2 separate regions of the Homo sapiens genome follow, and region 2 is linked to region 1. The links are chromatin contacts, found by Hi-C in ENCODE. All regions are on one chromosome and are shown on one strand. Each heading gives the region's core, a stretch centred on a gene start or an enhancer-like site at or near the end of the contact. The rest is flanking DNA. Distances are from core to core; before and after follow the strand shown. Region 1 has its middle 73 kb from the start of YIPF6. Region 2 has its middle 140 kb from the start of PJA1.

Region 1 (3,102 bases), core at 49-2,548:
CTCATCCATTTAGACTTGTTGTAGTTTGAAGATCACCTAGCTGAGTCTCTTGAAACAAGGTTCAATTTAAAAAGTTGTGAGATGCCATGAAGTCCACCCTTGTCTGTATCAACAGTTGGGTGCCAGCCAGTGATGTACTGGTAAATGCTTAACAACCAGCTCTTCTGAGAAAAAAAAGTCAGACCTGTAGCATTTGCTGATTTCTATGCTGCAAATACTCCCACAATGGCTGATTTCATGCTATCAATGTTGTATCACTGAATGCAGAGTTGAGCAGAAGTACAGGAACATACCATTATATGTATATTCAGTATTTCCACCATACATACAGAATGGACAAAATAACTTCAAGAGTGTAGATAAGACCTATAATCCCAGCACTTCAGGAGGCCAAGGTGGGTGGGTCACCTGAGGTCAGGAGTTCAAGACCAACCTTGCCAACATGGCCAGCATGGCCAACATTGCCAGGCAAATTAGCCAGGTGTGGTGGTGCATGCCGGTAATCCCAGCTACTCGGGAGGCTGAGGCAGGAGAATTGTTTGAACCCAGGAGGCAGAGGTTGCAGTGAGCCGAGATTGCACCACTGCACTCCAGCCTGGGCAACAGAACAAGACTTCGTCTCAAAAAAAAAAAAAAAAAAAGTGTAGGTAAGAGTGTAGTAAAATAACTAGGAAGTGATTGATTAGTTTTGAGTATTTGCTATCTATGTTTTAATGTAATGCATTTAATAGTAAGTTCATGTACATTAATTTTTTTGTTTGTGTTGCCTTTTTAATTTTAAAAAATAAATATATACTTTTAAACATACAGAAAATAGGAAAAAATAGCACATTGAACACCCATATACACACCAGTTAGATTCACTAACATCTTGCCATATATGCTTCATGCCATGTACATTAATTTTTAATAATGGCTGTGACTAATAATCAGCAAGCAAAATTTCTGAAAATTTCACAATCAGCTCTTCTAAGTCAAGACAACCTCGCTCTAGCAACACCACTAGTCTCAGCTTTCTCACCCCAGTACCATGGTTAGCCAATCAGGACAGAGAGAGCAGAGGAAGTGTGAGCATGGAAATGAACAATTTTCTTCTCCCAGTGGACTGAGAAATTTCTCAACAGTGATAGCAGGGTACCCAAGACAAAGCACACAACCTATCCTAGAACAGGCACAAGGCTGGTGCATGTGTGTCTAAAAGCAGACTTTAGGGAGACACAGCCCTTCTAACCTTGCAAGCTCATTATTAGCCTTAGAAGTGACTCATGTAAGTTCTGAGTCATGAGATATACTAGGTGGCTCCCACACACACTCAAAGTCACCAGTTTAGTCAGCCTTCCATATTGAGAGTAGAGGAGCTTGAAAACTCCTCCTAGAATTTCCTTGCTTGGTGCTATCATTCTAAAACAAGACCTGTGCTAGTTAATCCACCCTTCCCCTGGAAAAGATAGAGTAGATATGTTGGTGTGCTCTGCCCAGGACAGCGGAAGTTTGGCCATCCCCTCCCTGCTCACACACAGAGAGCTGCCAGAAACCACACAGAATCTTTCAAGAAAAGGGTGGCCAGCCTGCCTAGAAAGAAGTCTCATCTATCAAATCTGCCACTGTCTGCAGTCACCTGATGGCTTGCATGGAGCTGGAGGATCTGCTTCACTGATGGCTCAGTCATGTGGCTGCTGGCAGAAGACCTCAGTCCCTCAAATTGTGGGCCTCTCCATAGGTTACTTGAATGCCATCAGGACATGACAACTAACTTACCCCAGAGTGAGTGCTCCACTAGAGAGGGAGCACAGAGGAAGCCGCACTGTCTTTTTTATGATCTAGTCTCTGAAATGTCACAATCACTTTTGCTTTATTCTATTCGTTAGAAGCGAGTCACTGATGAATTTCTTTATCCTATTCATTAGAAACAAGACAGTAAAAGCAGCTCACCCTCAAGGGGAAGGGAAATAGGGTCTTCCTTTGAAAGGAAGGAGTAGCAAAAAATTTGTGGACAAATTTCACAGCTACTGCAGTTCTCCCTCTTTCCACCAACTATTGATATTCCTCCCATATGCAAAGTACACTCACTCCTCCCAAGGCCCCTAAAAGTCTCATCCCATTACACTATCAGTTTGAAGTCTAGATTCTCATCACTGAGATCAGGTCCAGGTCCAGGTGCACATAATGCTCCTCAGATGTAGTTCTTTAAGTATAGCTTCTGGAGTACAGTTCCTCTCAACCTGAGGACCTGTGAACCAAAGAGAAAAGATATCGGCCACGGATACACCCAACATGCAATGGTGGGAATGAGTAGAATAACCTCTACAGACATTACTGTACAAGGAAAGGGGAAAACAGGCACAAAGGAGTCGCTGTTCCATAAACAATTCTGAAATATACCTAAGGACATGTTGCAAGTTCCTTGATTAGGACTCGGTCTGGGAATAATTCTCTGCACCTCTTGGCTCTCCCCCCTGGGCTCTTGGTTCTATCCTCTGAGTCATCTTTCCTTTCCACAAAAAACACTCTGTTTCCAGGTGCATGATTTTTTCAGCTTTCTTCCTGCCAGTAGAATTTTGGAGATCCAAAGGTCTCTTGTCATTTTGTATTGTCTCTGCCCCTTTCAGTTCAGGCTGGAAATGTTCCCATAAATATAATTCTCTTTAAAACTTTGTGAGTGTTCTCTGATTCTTATTAAGGTTTACCCCATTACACCATTACACCAAAGCTTTGTCCAAAAATATCTTTGAGATAAGCCCTTCCTAACATTGGACATCTGCTGTGACTACTGAGGGACAGTGCCCTTAAGCTTCTTCAAAGCTCTGTTGCTTGACTGAACAGCTCTTTGAAGCATGACCTTGGATCTTTCTGAGGCTTTAACAAAAGATTTTACAGTCATACTTCCAGTTTTATTTTTAGACCATGTTTTCCAGAGAGTACCCTGGATTTTACCTTTGTTCCAAGGCTATTTCTTAATTTTGGCATTGTTTACCCTTGGAGGATCTAGGAATCTCCAAAACCAGCACTCCTTTTTGTTTAACATTTCTTCCTTAAGCATGTCTCTGTCCTTTCACATTTTGCTATAAGCAACAAGAAGCAACCAGGCAGCACCTTCAATGC
Region 2 (3,135 bases), core at 634-3,133, 460 kb before region 1:
GAGTAGAGGAGTTTTCTTTGCCGGCCAGAGCCCCTGAAAGGATGTTATTTAAAGTACAGTAAAAAGTTGTTTGTATAGAAGCCCAGATGCAATAAAGCTAGAAAGAATGGGTTTAGATAGCAGCAGGAAGGACTTATGATAGACTCCAGGAAGAACCTCAAAGTACTTTATTGTATCTTTAGATACAATAGATAACCAGGAAGGCCAGGGTGCCTGTCTCTGCTATTTTCAGCAGTTGTCCTTTCCCACACCTTTTCCTTTCCCTTTCCCAACATCTCATTGCCCCATAGTCCCTCATTGTATGTGTTCATCAGAGGTGGTCTTGCCCACTACTAGCACACTCTGAGATCCTAGGACACTTGTGGCAATAGAACAGCTAGGATCCAGCTCAAGTCAGGAGTGGCCTGAAATTTTGTCACCCACACCCCTCACCAATCTCTGCCTGTGGGGCTCTCCATTTGACCCAGTGGCCTTCCCCACCAGCCAGAGTGTTGATCAGGGCAGCATCACAGAGAGTTAGGGGTGAAGACAGCAGAGTGGTGCAATGGAACAAGAATGGACTTGTGTTACACAGACTGCATCCCTGCTGTGCTACTACAGCTAGTTTGACCCTGAGCAGATGCATTCGCCTTCCTGGCCCTCACTTTATGACTGTAAAATGGAGGATGATAGTAACTATCCCATTGGGTTGCTGTGAGGTTGCAAATGAGATTGTATATTTAGTTCATAAATGTGGCCAGAGCGCCTATGTTCTGCCAAGCCCAGTGCTAGGTAACTGGGGGAAGGGGGGCCACAGAAATGAACAGGAGGGCCAGTCCCTGTTCTCAAAGAGCTTTCAGTTATACTCACTTCCTCTTTCCCCTTCTGTGGGCAGATACTGAAAGCAACCTCTTCCCAGGCCAAGAATCTGGGTTTCCAGAAGCTCTTCCTCTCTCTTAGGGCAAGAAGGATGGGAAAGGGTCTTCCATCCTGCACTTGACCCTTTGCTGGACTCTTCTTTATTTACACATCAACAGATGATTGACAGGCCCCAAACCCAGTGCCTGAGTACTAGTCCTCCTTATTCATACCCACTGTTTCAGATTAACCCAACATCTCTTGTCCTCATGCCTAGAAAGCTCTCTATGGACACAGATAACGCCTCTTTATAGATGAGGAGACAGAGGCTCAGTCTTGTGAGGGAGGTGGCTCAAGGTCCCAAGACAGGTACGTGATGGAGGAAGGGTTAAAATCCAGATCCCGATGGACTGCAAAGGCCTTTCTCCTTCCTCTACACCACATGGTTGGGAGAGAGCTGGGACGTTGGGATTGTTCCTGAGGCTCTAGGCAACAACGGGGACAGCCAAGTCCAGGCCAGTCCAGGTGCTCACCCCAGGTGTTTCCTCACAAGCTTTTCCTCAGACGTCTTGTCTCTTCCCTTTGCGGAGTAAGGCTCAGAGGAAATGCCTCACCACTCTCCAGGCATGTGCTGGAGGCTGAGGACTGCTGTCTCATAGGGGTAGGAGGAGGGCTGGTAATCTCAGCACAGAGGAAAGCCCCTCCTAGAGCCAGTCTGGCCCTCTCGGCACCCTCTCAGACATTCTCTGGAGCTCTTGCCAAACCTCCCCTGGGTTTTTCCAGAGGTCCAGGGAAATTCCAGGAGTCAAGGACGTCAATGTTTCTGACATACACAGTCACAGCATCCCACAAATGTACCTGGCTGATCACACTCAGCTACAGTCTCTCTTTTGAATATGGGTGTGTAAGCAGGCCTGTGCATGTACACACACATACACACATGCTATAAATGATGAGTCAATTCCACAAGCCTCCTGCAGAAGCCCATATCTTCTCATCCTGTTTACATTTCAGCGAGTCCCACCTCACGTTGCCCTGAGTGTGTGTACAGGTCACAGCAATGCTGAGAGCAGCGTGGGCCAAGCGCAAGACTGGAGCTTCCACCCCTCCTCCACTGGTTTCATGCTCATTTTCTTTCCTTTTCCTGTTCCTCCTCCCAGACAGAGTTGCCTCCCTCTTCCAAAAGGCCACCCATGCTTAGCCACCCCTCACCTCGACACACACATATCATCGTCCCAGGTCTCACTGTCACAAAGAATAAAGCTGAGAGCTGAGTCTGCTGGGGTGTGGGTGGCGTCAGGCCCAGAGAGGTCACATGCAGCTGCCCCAGCTGGCAGGAACGTTCTAGAGAAATGGGTGGAAGGAAGCATTTTAGGAGCAGCAGGCCAGGCCAGAGAGCCCTGTTGGGTACTACGGGCCCAGGCAAGAGGTCTACTTCAAGAAGATTCCATTAGGGAAGTAAGACAAGAGGCAGTGCAACATAGCGACTGAAAGCAGACTGGAGCCAGACTGCTATGTGACATGTGATAGTTACTTAATCTGTCTGTGCCTCATTTTCCCCATCTGTAAAACTGAGATAATAATAGCAACCTACCTCACAGGGTGGTTTTGAGGTCAAGTAAATGAATACATGCAAAATGCTTACACAGGGCCTGGCACAGAAAAGCACTACATAGAAGTGGGGTTATCTTTTTTTTTTTTTTTTTTAATGAGATGGCGTTTCACTGTGTTGCCCAGGCTAGAGTGAAGTGGTGCAAACACAGCTCACTGCAGCCTCCACCTTCTTAGCTCAAGCTATCTTCCCACATAGCTGGGACCACAGGCATATGCCACCACATCTGGCTAATTTTTTTATTTTTTTGTAGAGACAGTGTCTTGCTATGTTGCTTAGGCTGGTCTTGAACTCCTGGGCTTAAATGGTTCACCTGCCTTGGCCTCCCAAAGCTCTGGGAATACAGGTGTGAGCCACTGAACCCGACTGGCTATCATTTTAAGGATCAAAATTATCAGTATTTCTCCATGACCCCCAGTCACTTACACAAACACACACACACACACACACACACACACACACACACACACAAAACCACTCGTATTCTCCTTCCTCTGCAGGTGTCAAATCAGCCTACAGATCTCCAAGCCAGTGCAGGCAGAGGCCGTATGACACAAGCAACCTCAGTCACCACTCATCCTCCATCTACTGGCCAGTCCCCCTCCAATAAATAAATTTCTGATTCTGACCCCCAGCCCAGGCCAAGGCTCACATTGGCTCATGAGAACTGCATGTGCATATCTCTT

What was found. A loop is a pair of places that touch in the nucleus more often than their neighbours do. Pooled maps may share reads with other maps.
Region 2: a map with no recorded cell type shows a loop between it and region 1 (17-fold over the local background). The contact joins two enhancer-like sites. A Hi-C loop is called at or near these places in 2 of 37 single-sample maps with no recorded cell type and 2 of 50 pooled maps.

Annotation. Positions count from the first base shown.
Region 1 is chrX:68,570,112-68,573,213 of GRCh38, reverse strand. No RefSeq gene overlaps it. Among named protein-coding and RNA genes, the nearest start is that of YIPF6, 73 kb to the right of the region's middle. RefSeq lists enhancers at 1,294-1,543, 1,313-1,607. Within about 2 kb of position 1,298, at least 2 of the 41 ENCODE cell types and tissues checked have a DNase peak (open chromatin) inside an H3K27ac peak, as active enhancers do.
Region 2 is chrX:69,026,304-69,029,438 of GRCh38, reverse strand. No RefSeq gene overlaps it. Among named protein-coding and RNA genes, the nearest start is that of PJA1, 140 kb to the left of the region's middle. RefSeq lists an enhancer at 910-1,099. Within about 2 kb of position 1,883, at least 7 of the 41 ENCODE cell types and tissues checked have a DNase peak (open chromatin) inside an H3K27ac peak, as active enhancers do.